Regions from separate parts of the Homo sapiens genome. Here all the other regions are linked to region 1. A link is an interaction called in ENCODE POLR2A ChIA-PET data of the cell type or tissue named here. Cell type or tissue: GM12878. All regions are shown on one strand.

Region 1 (5,000 bases):
GCTCTCTTATCAAATTTCAATAATACAGTATTATTAACTATGGTCACTATATTGCACATTAGATCCCCAGAGCTTATACATCCTATAAGTGAAAGTTTGTACACCAATGCTGACACCGAGGTGGGAGGATCGCTTGAGCTGTTCTCTGTTTTGGACATGCTCCTGCTCATTAATTTCCCCTAAGACGAGGCACTCAGAACTGAATGCAGGACTCTAGGTGTGGTCTGGCTTTGCAGAGTAAGTGGCATGTTACCTTCCTCTGTCTAGATATTTTACTTCCATAAGGAAGCCTCAATGTCACCTTGGCTTTTCTGGAAGCCATGTTAACTGATGACATGCCTTTTGATTACTATCAGCAAAAACCCCTGAACCATTTTCACAAATGCTACTGCTACTCCACTTTCTCCTGGAGTCATTTGAAGTTCAAATTTGGGGCCCAATTATGAGACATCACCTTTAGCCCTGGTAAAATACACTTTGTGGAATTTGGCTTCTCACACCAGGTGATCAAGATCTTTTTGGGAACTAATTGCCCTCTTCTGTCATCCAGTCTAGCACACAAAGCCTTGCACCATTCATAGACTAACCGGGCTACTTTTTATATTTTCCTCAAAGATGATCAATAAAAATGCTGAACAGGATAGCACCAAGAATAGAACCTTATATTGCATTGGGAATCTCTTCAGGTGACACTCAGCTGTTTATTTGCACTATCTGAGTACAGTCTTTCTGTCAGTATGGATGAGTGTGCTAGGGGAGTGGTCGTGGGCAGAGGGTGAAGAAAAGCCTACGTCTACTTGCTCTTTTCCCTTGTGCTCCTCTCTCTCTCTTGTTTAGCTCTCCCATTGGATGCCTATCACCTCCCAGTCCCCACCCCAAGATGGATCTTGAGAAAGGACAGGGCATGTGACAACAAGTGGCATAAGACTGAAGAAAAGAGCCTGGGCACGGTGGCTCACGCATGTAATCCCAGCACTTTGGGAAGCTGAGGCGGGTGGATCACGAGGTCAGGAGATCGAGACCATCCTGGCTAACATGGTGAAACCCCGTCTCTACTAAAAATACAAAAAATTAGCCAGGCGTGGTGGCAGGCACCTGTAGTCCCAACTACTCAGGAGACTGAGGCAGGACAATGGCGTGAACCCGGGAGGTGGAGCTTGCAGTGAGCCGAGATCATGCCACTGCACTCCAGCCTGGGCGACAGGGCAAGACTCCGTCTCAAAAAAAAAAAAAACTGAAGAAAAGAGGAGGGAAGATGAATGCCTGTGGCCAACCCTCAGGCAGGTGAGTGGAACAGCTATTGGGGGTGACTAGCGAAAGGATAGACGTTGTCAATAAAGTAAGGCAATCATACAACACATGCTGTCCATCTGTCTTGTGCAAATGTGAGTATCAACCACTCTATCATCAGTCTACAAATACTTTAAATGTTTTTATTTAAAGTCCTGTTGATGGCTGGGAGAGGTGGCTCACTCCTGTAATCCCTGCATTTTGGGAGGCCAAGGCAGGAGTATCGCTTGAGCCCAGGAGTTTGAGACCAGCCTGGGCAACATAGTGAAACCCCATCTCTACAAAAAGTAGAAAAATTAGCCCAGCACAGTGATGTGTGCCTATAGTCCCAGGTACTAGGGTGACTGAGGTGAGAGGATCACTTGAGCCCAGGAGGTGGAGGCTGCAGTGAGCCATGATCACGCCACTGCACTCCAACCTGGGCTTCAGAGCAAGACCCTGTCTCAAAAAAAAAAAAAAAAAAAAAAGGTCCCAGGGCCTGTTGGGGCTTGGGGGTGAGGGGAGGGATCTTAGAGGATGGGTCAATAGGTGCAGCAAATCACCATGTCACACATATACCTATGTAACAAACTTGCACCTTCTGCACATATACCCCATTTTTTTTGTTTGCTTGTTTGTTTGTTTTTTAGACAAAATAAAGAAAAAAAAATAAGGTCCTGTTGACTTAAAACTTCGGATGAAATTGTAGTGGGACCTGTGATCTGTTTCTACATTAGGATACAGTGCCTTGGGGCAAGGAAATATGGCAGTGCCCGAGGTGTCAAGGTGGGCAGGCAGATCAGTCAGCAGGGGCTCCACCATCATGGTCTGCATTCAATACTGGCTGCATTTCCTAGGAGAATCCCTGGGGGAATCATTGCAGTTGGAGCATAATGTAGGGGGCCCCTGAGAAAACCTCCAGGCTTCAAGTGACATACCTAGTCTGCTTTACCGGTTTACAGGACTCAAGAGAAAGGTGGACATTGAGAGTTAATCCCTGAGGCCAAATCTTAAATGGAGAAAGTCAACATCCACAGAAAATGGGGAAGGGCACAAGTATTTCTGTGGGCTTATATTCCGACATTTTTATCTGTAGGGGAAAAATGCTTTCTTAGAAAATGACTCAGCACGGGGAAGTCTTGTCTCTACCTCTGTCTTGTTTTGTCCTTTGGGGTCCCTTCACTATCAAGTTCAACTGTGTGTCCCTGAGACTCCTCTGCCCCGGAGGACAGGAGACTCGAAAAACGCTCTTCCTGGCCAGTCTCTTTGCTCTGTGTCTGCCAGCCCCCAGCATCTCTCCTCTTTCCTGTAAGCCCCTCTCCCTGTGCTGACTGTCTTCATAGTACTTTAGGTATGTTGTCCCTTTACCTCTGGGAGGATAGCTTGATGACCTGTCTGCTCAGGCCAGCCCCATCTAGAGTCTCAGTGGCCCCAGTCATGTTGAGAAAGGTTCTTTCAAAGATAGACTCAAGATAGTAGTGTCAGAGGTCCCAAGCAAATGAAGGGCGGGGACAGTTGAGGGGGTGGAATAGGGACGGCAGCAGGGAACCAGATAGCATGCTGCTGAGAAGAAAAAAAGACATTGGTTTAGGTCAGGAAGCAAAAAAAGGGAACTGAGTGGCTGTGAAAGGGTGGGGTTTGCTCAGACTGTCCTTCCTCTCTGGACTGTAAGAATATGTCTCCAGGGCCAGTGTCTGCTGCGATCGAGTCCCACCTTCCAAGTCCTGGCATCTCAATGCATCTGGGAAGCTACCTGCATTAAGTCAGGACTGAGGTGGGTCTGGGGTATGGCAGGGGCTGGGCAGCAGCAGCAATGTACCTTGCTTGGGACCCCTAAAAACCAGAGAGACAGCATGGCTGGTGCCATTTATCAGCTAGTGGAGGAGGCTGACGGAGGGTGGGAGTGTCATCAGCACAAGGCCCTGGCAGTCCCTTCTGGTGATTAGAGAGGCCGAAAGGGTCCTTTCCGACAAGGGCTGAGGGTGGGCGGAACAGGAAGAGAAAAATGTGACATGAGGTGACCATCCGAACAGGTAGCAAATGTTAGAAAGGGGTACCTCTGGCAAACTTAGTGGAAAAGTAATATTGCAGGGAGCAGTCAGATAAAAACAAGCCCTTCTGTCAAATAGTGCTTGAAGACTCAATAGGGATACATGGGTCAATGAAGCCTTTAGAAAAAGAAATACTAAGAGGCAGATTCTCTGAGAACATGGTAAAAGCTCACGCTCCACGTTATGAAGTTGACCTTTGTGAGCTAGGGAAAGGCCTGGCTAGGCCAGGGTGTAGGCTACCTGCCTTGAGCTGTACCAGGCCAAATGTCGCCAGGGTCAGAGCTGGCTTATTAAAGGACTGTGTGGAAGCTGTGCCAACCTCGTGGTAACAATGGGTAAAAGACTGGGCCAGGAGAAAGCAGCCTCTGCCTCAGCCCAGACAGTGCGGCCAACCCTTGAGGTTGTGGCAAAGGTTTCTCCTCTTACCATTGCCCTCCATGTGCATGGCTTGCTTTTCTCTTGTCTTCATTATTTCTCCTTTCCTTTCCTCCTCTCCAACCTCCTCCTCTTCCCACTCATCCTCTTTTCTCTACCTATATCCCCTCTTCATTATACCCTCCTCTGTTCTGTTGATTACCAGACCCTGACATACAGTTAGCACTTAACAAATAATTGCCGAATTGCATTGACTTTTTCTTGCTCCTTTCTTCCCCCGCTCTTTTCCCTTTTCCTTTCCCTTTCCATTTCCTCCTCCCTGCCTGCCTAGCACCTTCCCCATAAGGTGGTTGTGAGCAGTAAATGTGCAAATACATGTAAAGCTTTTAAAACAGGGCCTGGCAATAGTAAGTGCTGGATCTCAGTATTTGCTATAATTTTTACTCTGCCTCAGACCTGCCAATGTCCCCCAGAGGGCCTACCTAGAGCAAATAATATGACATTTAGAATAAAAGTGATTGGTGACCCCAATCAAGACATCCTTGGATAAGTTGCCCAGACTCCAGCCTCTCTGGAGCCTCAGTTATTTGATAAAATAATGTCACTTTCCAAATAAGCCACAAAATGCAAATACTCATGGCAACCTAAAGCATTATACCCAAACAGTGTCCCTTAGGGCTTGTCCTGTCTATTCTGACTCCTTTTATATTCAAACTATTTAAACTGCTTGCTTGTGTTGAAGTCCAAATTTCCATTGCGTATGGCTATTGATATTTTTGTTTGGAATTTTTTTTTTTTTTTTTTGACACGGAGTTTCACTCTTGCTGCCCAGGCTGGAGTGCAATGGCACGATCTCGGGATCTCAGCTCACCGCAACCTCCGCCTCCCGGGTTCAAACAATTCTCCTGCCTCAGCCTCCCAAGTAGCTGGGATTACAGGCATGTGCCACCACGCCCAGCTAATTTTGTATTTCTAGTAGAGACGGGGTTTCTCCATGTTGGTCAGGCTGGTCTCGAACTCCCAACCTCAGGTGATCTGCCTGCTTGGGCCTCCCAAAGTGCTAGGATTACAGGCGTGAGCCACCGCACCCACCCTGGAATTCTTTGTAAACTCCTTATGGTGCGAACTAATGTAACTTTCCATCCAGTTATGGGGGATTGGTGCAATTTTAAATTATCACTATGATTTGCTATTTCCATTTGAGCAAATTTCCTATAGAGTTTCCTTTCAGTGGACTAGACCCATATCAGGAAGTGACTTAGGTATAAAGGGAAGATACAGCTTTCGAAAACCAAAGTTTGGGCG
Region 2 (5,000 bases), 150 kb after region 1:
GACATACTGGTACTTTTATTCATTGAGTCAGTTCAATTCATTTGAGTGGTTTTTTGTTTTTCTTTTCCACATCTCATTAAATGGCCACACATGCTGCTCCAAAGAGCCACATACAGCTTTGGGTCACACAACTGTTGACCCCTGCTCCAGGCTATATTCTCTTTGCTTTTTTTCCTGCAGTAGGAATCTTGCTTCCCCCCAACTTTGGATGGACTCCTGGGGGAAACTATCCTCCTAGATAACAGGTAAGAAAATGAGTTTGGGGAAGGCAGGAGGGTGTTTGTTCAGCATTCAGCAGTACATGGCTCAAGAAGAAGTGGGAAAAACAGAAGACCACCTACCTTTGCTCTCAGAATGAGGCTCCTCTAACTCCTCAAATGGGTGCTGGGACAGGAAGGCCTGAGCTGACTCCAGCACAGAATAGATGTAGGGGCCCCGAGACTTGACTTCTTCCATAAAGGCCTATAAAGTTTAGCAATATGGTCAACAGGAAAGGAAAGTTTTTCAATCACTTTACATTCCATCCTGCAATTGACAACCTTTCTTCTTCTCAGTGTGTCTTGATTCTTTGGCATTATCAGGTATCTTTGAACTACCTAGACAAAAAGGCGTGCAATCCTCCTGATAGACAGAAAAATAACTCTGACACTGGAAGGTCTGTTTAGTATGAAATTTGTCTGTCTATGCCACAGGATAGAGAAAAATGTGGGGATCTTGGTTCTCCAGAAGACTCAGAAAGCTTCCTGTAAGGGTCTTATGGAAATCAAAACCAAGATAGGCAGGATTTATATTAAAATTATAATTAAATTTTTGGTTGAAATATATACGGGATACACAAACTAAAACTGTACATCTTGATGTAACCAGTACTGAGATCAAGAAACAGAACTCTATCAGCATCCCAGGTGGGCCCTCCTAGTCACTATCTCACCTTCATGCCCCACCCCTCCCTCCCCTCCCACAAAGGTGACCACAATTTTTACTTGTAAAATCACTGATTAGTTTTGCCTATTTTTAAACTTTGTATAAGTGGAATCATACAGTATATACTCTTTTTGTATCCGGCTTTTTTTCACTCAACATATTGTCTGTCTGTAAGATTCACCCATGCTGTGGCACGTGGTTATAGTTTATTTTATTGCTGTATTATATTTCATTCTGTAGTCATTTTAAGAAGTATTTTAACTACAGCAGTAATATATATCACAGAAATATTAGAAATTTCAGAAAGATATGAAGAAAATTAAGAACTCCAATTTTATTACCTAGAGTTAACCATTGTTAACATTTTGATATAGTTCCTTCCTATGCTGTTATATGTATGTAAACATCACACTCATCTATATACATTTTTATACAATTGAGATCCACTTGCACTTAGTTTTGTATCCTGTGTTTTTTCACTTAGCATTATGTTATGTTCATTTCCCCATGTTCCCATTAAAAATCATGGCAGTATTTTAAGGGAGGCTAGAATTTGATGGGAGGGGTAGAAAGAAAATATTTGACTTAGGCTGTGGCATGCTAGCCACAGACTAATAGGACTGCATACAGCCTCCTATTCATTTAGGTGTCTCAGCAGAGCTGGGTGTCTGTCAGGGTACTGAAGAAGGGATTCCTCCCCAGCTGAGAGGCTACACACCACGGCTTCTCTGATTCTAACCTACCGCATGTGTCTCCTTCTCCTGTTGCACCAGGGCCACATCCCCCTGTAGGGGCAGCTGAGCTGACAACTCCTCATCCTTTTGGCTGAGCCAGTCAATAATCTCTTGAAGAGGGAGCTGAAGCTTTCCACTGTGGTCTGAGAAGGCCTCTAGGCGAGCGCTGCACACAATGAGTAAAACCAGTGATGTTCAGTCTTCTTTTTAAGTGGCAAAACATTTTTTTTTCCAAACTAAGTTATATGGAACTTTAATATAGAAAACAAATTCAGGAGGAGCTTTTCTGGTTCAAGTGGGAGGAGGCCTGGAGTCCTCCCTCTTACCCACCCAAAGAGGGTCCCAAGGCACCTCCACATAGAGCACAGTACTAAAACCAGTAGGTAGAACCATGGGTGTGGAGGCATCCCAAACTTCAATGGCTTAAAATGTCACTTTGTGGATCTCAGTTACTTCAGTTGCATGCCAAACATCAGGCTGGGAAGGGTAGGAAACTGAACAAGGGCATTAGAGGTGACAGCTGTCTGGTTCCCCTCTTGCCCTGGTAGAATTCAAGTCATGCCAAACTGCTCAACCATAGAGGCTGTTCCGAACTGCCCTCTGAGCAGGAGAGGATTCAGTAAGTGGAAAGGGCAAGTTGGGTGGTTGAGTATAGGCATGCACATGTGCAAGGATGCATACGAATATAACAGTCCTTGGGACCCAAAGGAACATTGGCTAGAGGTCTGAGATATGGAAACAGAAAAATCTGTACTGTATAATTATCTCTGTCTGCCCTCCTACCCCGCTGCCCTCCAAATGAACCATGGTAGGAAGCTGGAGGCTGGCCAAGGATATGTGCAGCCATCAAGCCATTCCCCTTGGCTGACAATAATAACTATCTTTATTCATTGCCCCCCCCTCACCACCACCTAGGCCAAGATCTTTACCTAAATTATTGCTTCAACTAATTCTTACAAAAACCTTATTAAGTAGGCATTCCTATTGCCCAGAAAGGGTAAGTAGGTTCCCAAAGGTCACACAGTTAAGTCATTGATAGAGCGATGATTTGAACTCAGGTTTACCTGACTCCAAAGCCTGCATTCTTTCAACTTATCCACAATGCCTCACCCCTAACAAAGCCCATCAGAAGCCAGAAGCTTGGACTTTGATGATAGAGGGTGGAGAAAAAAAGTGGCAGGCATGCACAGACAGCTAGGGAAAGCCGATCAACTGAGAAAAAAATTGACTTCAGGCTCTTACAGAGCTACCCTTAGTTTGGGGAGAAATAGGTGGGCTGAAAACTTATGGATAGAACGTAAAAGGATGGGGAAGTGAACAGATGAGACCTACCAAGATATAGGACAGCTATGAGAGGAAGAGGAGAAGGGAGCAATCATCCCCTTCATTTATACCTCGGCATTTTTAAGTTTAGAAAGCATTTCCACATCTGATTTGAATTCCTATGACCACACTGTGAGGTAGTTAGAACAGGTATTATTCCTCCACTCATTTTTTGTCCTTATAAAAAACAAATGGAAGCTAACATTTCGAGAACTCAAACAAAGTATTCAGGGTGACACAACTACTTAAAACTGAGGCTCAGATCCAAGTCTCCTGACTTCTAAAGCAAGGCTGTTTCCCCAGTGCCAGTGTAGGAAAGGGAGAAGTGGGTGGGCTAAGGAAAGGGGGATGCACAGGCTGAGAGGAGAAGGACAGGGTGCAGCAGCAAAAGGAGCCCAACACCATCTAAGCCAATTCCCTAAGGCACCTGTTTCTTACCGGAGGTTGTGAGACTTCTTTTTTATTTCATTCCAACACAGATTCATGGCTGGTGGTTCCAGGGGTCCAGAGGCACCAACAGACCCGTTCAACAGCTTTAGGCTTAGGCAGGGAACCCCAGCACCATCTTGAGGAGGTGCAGGGCTGGTGACAGCAGCTCTAACCTGGACAGAAACACAAACATCCTGTGATCCTTGGATTGTGCCACACCCTGGTCTGCACCAAGCCAAGGGTGAGACAAGTGTGAACAAGGGGAGAGAAGGGTTGCTGCCAGGGTTCAGAAATGCTATTCTCTGTGTGTTCAGGGACTGAGATGAAGAAAGACCCTGTGGTCCTGTTCATTGCCAAGTCTTCTCTTGGTACAGGTCAGTTACATAGAACTGCTGCCTACTATTATTGTTACTCATGATTATAAATTTTGGACCTAGGGAAAGGTTAACATTCCCAAGCTGGGCCCCCACTCCTCAGGACCACTGCCCAGATGGGGTCTTGGAAGTACCTGCATTAGGTAAGAAGCTGCACAGAATTGCCCAAATTATGGGCAACCATACCATTGCAGGTAAGCTGTTGGCTCATACTTCAGGGTCCTACAGTTTACCCAACCTTCTAGAAAAGCAAGCTGAGGAGTTTCTCCATAAAGATTTATAGAGGGAGTAGACTGGCAAGAGAGAACTATCAGTGGTCCACGTCTTACTTCCCATATGAAACTTGGCTTTGATGTGTCCACCACAGTCAGGAAGCCTGGACACAGTCTTCAAGAGAACTGCTCATAAAGATGAGCAGAGGACTCTGACCAGAGTTGATGGCCAAGAGGACAAGCCATGGAGCCTGCCAAAGTCTAGTCTTGAGCCCTCAGGCACACAGTCTATTGCTTGCTCTCCTGGGCACTGGTAAGGCCCTATGGGGGTAATTGTGGGGTTTGGGGGAATGGTGGTTATCCCGGATAGCCCTAAGGAAGGTAGCTACCTATAGAACAGTGTCAGAACTGCCCAGCCAGGGGGCAGGAGCAGGCAGAGGGAAGGGGAATTGGAGGAGGAAATCAGCCTGGGCTGCTCTACCCCAGACTAGGGAGACCCACACCTGCCTACCTGCTTGTCTACATGCTTGCCTTCATTTGCAAAGAAAATGGCCCTGCTAGTCAGTGGCCAAGACTCTTGTAGTCTCCCCTTGCCCCCAACCATACTTCTTTCCCACACAAGACTCTCCAGGCAATTTAGGAAACCAATCATCCCATTAAAACCATAGCTCACAGCCACACCGAGAAAGGGAAGTGAGGAAGCAGTCAAGCTATGGGAAAAGCTCAGCACTCAGCCAGCCTGCAGCCCCAGGAGCTGATCCTACCTGTGCTGCCTGGGGAGTCCATAGCAGGATCCGGCAGCTCCATGATCATCCCTCACCAGGAATCCAGACCTAGTGTCTGGTGAGCCACAAACAGGCAGAATCCTGACAGGCTCTGAGCAAGCCCTCTCAGGGAGGCAGGAGGGGCTGAGCCAGGCCAGGAGGCAGGGGTCACCCTGTTTGTTTACTGACCCCCCAGGAATCTGGAGGGGGCGGCTATGTCAGGGCCTGGCTGGTGAATCA
Region 3 (5,000 bases), 210 kb before region 1:
GGGCCGTTTATGGGGCAGGGGTTTCCAGGAGAATCTCTCTGTTTCCATTTCTGATAAAGAGGGACATGAATGAGAAGAGCATCTGGGCACCGACTAACTCCCCCGCCAAGACTGGCTTTTCAGACAAACCCATCAGCGGTTTCAAAACCTGAACCTTAGCACATCCACTTCCCTCTGATATCAAAGGAAACTTCAAGTCTGAAGCGGACTTGGCAAGCATGTTATTAATAACTGTCATGCTTATTAACAAATTTAATCCGGCCTGCTGCAGAAATGAGTTGCAGCAACGTGACACAGTCTCCCGACACACTTCATTGATGTACATCTTAATCTGGCCCTGACTTTCAATACTCGCATTTAAGTTATCCGGGGCACACAAAGCCTCTCTAACAGTGGGGTCTGGAGTGGGGCTCGTGTTTCTAGCCATTGAGAGGCTGGCCAAATGGCTATTGATATCCTGGCTAAATGGAAAGCCCGCATCCTTGGGCTCGGCAAACAACAGTTTTCCCTGAATGAAAAGACACTTGGAGAGGTCTAGAACACAACTGCCATTTTTAAAGTTTTGAGCATACCCAGAAATTTTTTTATTTTCATTGGGGGAATAGGTCATTCATTTTTATTTCGATGGTTTGCTTTTGGAGAGGCTGAGAGTTCTTACTGCCCATGATTATTGTCAGACTGATCCCCAGGGCTTGGCTTATCCTCAGTTCTTGACTGAAGATCATGGACCTTGCCTGTCTTCCCCACTGTCTGCAGCTCCCACGCTCTTTTTGTTTTTCTTGCTTGGTTGTGCCTTCTTCTGATAAGTGGATGAACACTGTGTCAACTTGTAGACCAGACTTCCATATCTTCTTTCACAAATTCGTCAGTCTGAGTATATCCCACATCTAATGCAAGTCACAGATGGGCATCACTCTTTAAAAGGTGCTCTAGTTGTGGCATTCTAGGAAGGAGATTGTTAGACATTCTTTTCCTGGACACAATCAATCTAATTGCCATCCAACATGGACCTAGCAGCAATGCAAACACATAAAGCTTTCAGATGAGTCTCCCCAAAGAGACATGTCAATGCACAGGATACAAGGGTATCAGTATCTCTATTTCCGGATTGAAGGTCTTAATTTTCAAATGTTCCTCCTCTGGGGTTTAACCTCCCTCAAGCTCATTTCCACTATTTTCCCACAGGTGCAGCATTTATCTTTTTCCAGCACCAATATAAGAGGAGAAAAAAACAAAGGCTGTGAGAGGGAGAAGCTGAATTGCCTCTGGACTCTGTAGTCTGCCTCGGACGCCTCGTTTCCACCCCTTATCTCCAGCATATCACACTCTGTGGAGCAATTTCTTTCCTCCCTTACTTAGATTATTGTCTACAGGTAGACAGAGAAAAGAGGATAGAGATTGGTAAATGCATTGACACATAAGTTTCAGGTGCATCCACTCCAGAGTGAGGAATATAACTTTCCAGAGTCTCCCATTTAGGTCTCAGGCACACCCATCTTCCCCACCCTGGCCTCCTGCCACTTTATTCCTCGCCCTTCTCCTATGAATGCCCACTTTTCTGATCTACCTCACCTCACTCCCCTTTCTGTGCTATAGATTTTGACACTGCTTTCCCAGAGCCATAAAGGATTGGGATTAAGGGTTTTCCGAAAACAGGACAGGAGTAGAAGGGCAAGTTCTAGTTTAGCACTTGTGTGTACCACCCTCTTGTGACAGGTTCTGGCTCCACATATCCTTGAAGGAATACATTCTTTCTTCAGTCTCTGCCAGATAACCTGTAATTTTCTTCTTCCTTTTTCTTGGGTTGCACTGCCCCCTACAGACAGACAAACAAACCAATATCTATCAGTAGGGTGGGTGAACACAGTGCTGGGTGATAGGCCACAGTTCCTTTTACTGATTCTGGACTCTGTCAAACATTTCTCACCTCTCACTCTCGGTTCCGCAACACCAACTCTCCCCCGATCCTATGCACCATTTAGAGAACTAAAATAAGCTGGTGGGTGGGGCGAGAGTGTAGGGGAAGATGACTCTGTCCCAATCTTGACCCTAAGACTTCCCAGGCAATCCTCATTCTCACACCACCCTGCACATAACCAGAGCAGTTTCTTCTTTCTTCACTCATCTACAAACGTGCCTCTCTGAGGTCAACAGCAGAGAGCTGATGGCTGGATCAAAAAGATTTGACTTTCCCACAGATCTTGGTCACCTGAGATATATGTCACTAATGAGCCATGGTTGCCACCAGTAGTGATGCAAGAGTGTGCCTGCCTCTCTCTCTTCCCCCCAGCACACCAGACCTGTTACTCATTTTTTTTTCTTCACCAATCCTGGAATCCAAAAGAAAGTGCATTACCATTTTGTTGGAATTTGTTTTTCTCTGATTTCCAGAGACAAAACTTATTCTGATACTTTCTTATCTTCTCCTGGAGCAACTGTTTCTTTGTATTTATACTTCTTTATCTTCATCCTAGAATACTGGGCAACAGCACGTCTTTTTACTTCCCCTCCCCTCAGCAACTAATATCCATCATCTTGCTTAGACCCATGAAAAAAGCAGATTTCATAAAACAAGGCATGGAGAGATAAATATGTTTAATTACATTTTTCTTGCCTCTGCTCACTTTTCTTGGAAATAATGACTTTTTAAAAAGATTTTTTATGCCTTTTGTACGTATAAGGAGTTTTCTGGAGTGATACTTGCTAGAATGACACCACTGGTTATTTCTGAGAATAGTATTTAAGGCAATACACAGTCTAGCTGAAGTGTCAAGTGTTAAGTTCAGTGGGACATGGAAATTAACAGAGCGGTCTCTTGGACAAGACCACCTAGTTTTCCCAACAGGCCCCCATGAGATAGAATTTGCCTTGCTGAGTTCACTATACTCCAGGCTCTACCCCCTAATTTTGTTTTCAGAGTAAAACTGTGCACAATTTATGACATTACACCCAAGAGAAATGCATGCATATATTTACCAAACGACATGTATAAAAATGTTCATAGCAGCACTATTCATAATAGTCCCAAGCTGGAAACAATCTAAATATCCGTCATTAATAGAATGGATACATAAAATATAGTACATACATAAATAGCAATGAATACTCTACATGCAACAGTATGGATTACTCTCACAGATGTTAGCAAAAAATTAGACACAAAATAATATATACTGTATGATTCTGCTTACCTAAAGTTTTTTAAAATTCAAAACTATCTATGTTTTTAGAAGTCAGAATAGTGGTTACACTTAGGATGCATTAGTGACTAGATGGGGACTTGGAGGGAACTTCCAGTGTGTGGTTCATGTTTATTTCTTGCTCACTTTGTGAAAATGTATTGAGCTGATCACTTGTGCACTTTTCTGTATATACAGTATACTTCAACAAAAGTTTACTTAAAGATCTCAATGGTGAGTTAGAAAAATGAGAGGTGGAGTGGCCAAGATGGCCAATTAGAAGCAGCTAGGGTGGATGGCTCTCATGGAGAGGAACAGAAGGGGTGAGTAAATACAGCACCTTCAACTGAAATGTCCATGTACTTGCATTGGGACTAATCAAGGAAACAACTTGACTTACGAAGAACAAAGAAAAGCAAAGCGGGATGATGGCCCACCCAGGAGCGACACGAAGCCAAGGGAAGTTCCACCTCCTAGGGAAGCAGTGAGTGAATGTACAACCCCAGAAACCCACGCCTCTCCCACTGATCTTTGCGACCCTTGGGTCAGAAGATCCCCTCATGAAACCACTCCACCAAGGCCTTCAGTCTGACACACAGAGCTATGCAGGGTCTTGGCAGAGCAGCCATTCAGACACACGTGGAGACCAGGGAGCTTTAAATACTCTGGCTCTGGGCTTCCCAGCAAAAGTAACTGCAACTCCAGCAAAGTAGGTTAGAACTCCTACTACCCCTAGGAAAGAGGCTGAAACCAGGGGGCCAAGCAGGGATGGTCTGCAGGCCCCATGTCCACGGCACTTCACAGGATAAAACCCACTGGCTTGGAATTCCAGCCAGCCACCAGTAGCAGTGTGGCACCTACCTGGGATGGAGCACCCACGGGGAGGGGCGGGCCTCCATCTTTGTCATTTGGGTGACTTAGCCATTCCAGCCTGTGGGCTCTGGAGAGTCCAAACTGACCAGGGGCAGAAGGGATCCCCCAGCACAGCACAGCTGCTCTATCAAAACATGGCCAGACTGTTTCTTTTCCCCAATCCCTTCCTCCTCACTGTGGGGGGACCTCCCAACTGGGGCGTTCAGCAACCCCTGCTGGTGTTCTCTGGCCAAAAAAGATTTGAAAACTCCCTGGGACAAAACTCCCAAAGGGAGGGGTGGGCCACCATCTTTGTTGTTGGACATCTTAGCAGTTCTAGCCTTCAAGCTTTGGTGTGTCTGAGGCTACCAGGGGCAGAAGTGGTGCCCCAGCACAGCACAACAGCCCCCGAAAACATGGCCAGACTGCTTTTTTAAGTGAGTCCCCAAACTTGTTCTATATCACCAGGTAGAGCCACCCAACCAGGGTCTTCGGCTACACCCACCAGTGTTCTCTGTCTGACAGAGGTTTCAGGTCTCCCTGGGACAGAGCTCCCAAGACGAAAGGAAGGCCACCATCTTTGCTGTTCAGGTGACTCAGCCATTCCAGCCTTCAGCCTTAAGAGGTGACCAGGGGCTGAAGTGTGCCCCCAGCCCAGCACAGCTGCTCAACAAAAACATGGCCGGACTATATTTTTAAGCAGGTCCCCAATTCCATTCCTCCTGAATGGAAGAGACCGCCCATCCGGGGTCACCAGCCACCTCCTACAGGTGCATTTGGGCCAGCAACAGGTCTGTACCTCCCTGGGATGGAGCTCTCTGATAAAGGAGCAGGCTTCCACCTTTGCTGTTTCACAACCTTCACTGGTGATAGCTTCAGGTACTGGAAAATCTGAGGTGACTAGGGACTGGAGTGGGCCCCCAGCATACTGCAGCAGCCCTACAGAAAAGTGGCCAGACTGTTAAAAGA

Evidence for each region. ChIA-PET counts read pairs that join two places held together with the same protein. Peaks named below come from ENCODE experiments on the same cell type or tissue, not always from the same donor. Only the 100,000 strongest peaks of a DNase experiment are listed, where the experiment ranks them.
Region 2: POLR2A ChIA-PET joins it to region 1 with 5 read pairs; 2 of 35 experiments call an interaction of 5 or more read pairs at or near these places.
Region 3: POLR2A ChIA-PET joins it to region 1 with 5 read pairs; 4 of 35 experiments call an interaction of 5 or more read pairs at or near these places.

The regions. Positions count from the first base shown.
Region 1 is chrX:101,384,105-101,389,104 of GRCh38, reverse strand. BTK (Bruton tyrosine kinase) reads left to right here and starts at 2,914. Exons shown (of 19, transcript NM_000061.3): 1 at 2,914-3,043. RefSeq lists an enhancer at 3,428-3,647. In GM12878, no CTCF peak of the experiment used is centred here; a DNase peak (open chromatin) is centred at 2,834; H3K4me3 peaks cover 2,720 bases; H3K27ac peaks cover 2,833 bases.
Region 2 is chrX:101,234,443-101,239,442 of GRCh38, reverse strand. It overlaps DRP2 (dystrophin related protein 2), which reads right to left. Exons shown (of 24, transcript NM_001939.3): 4 at 3,420-3,583; 5 at 1,668-1,824; 6 at 342-462. Among named protein-coding and RNA genes, the nearest start is that of DRP2, 17 kb to the right of the region's middle. In GM12878, no CTCF peak of the experiment used is centred here; no DNase peak of the experiment used is centred here.
Region 3 is chrX:101,593,079-101,598,078 of GRCh38, reverse strand. It overlaps the pseudogene ARMCX7P. Among named protein-coding and RNA genes, the nearest start is that of ARMCX6, 22 kb to the left of the region's middle. In GM12878, a CTCF peak has its summit at 1,804 (motif pointing left); a DNase peak (open chromatin) is centred at 1,878.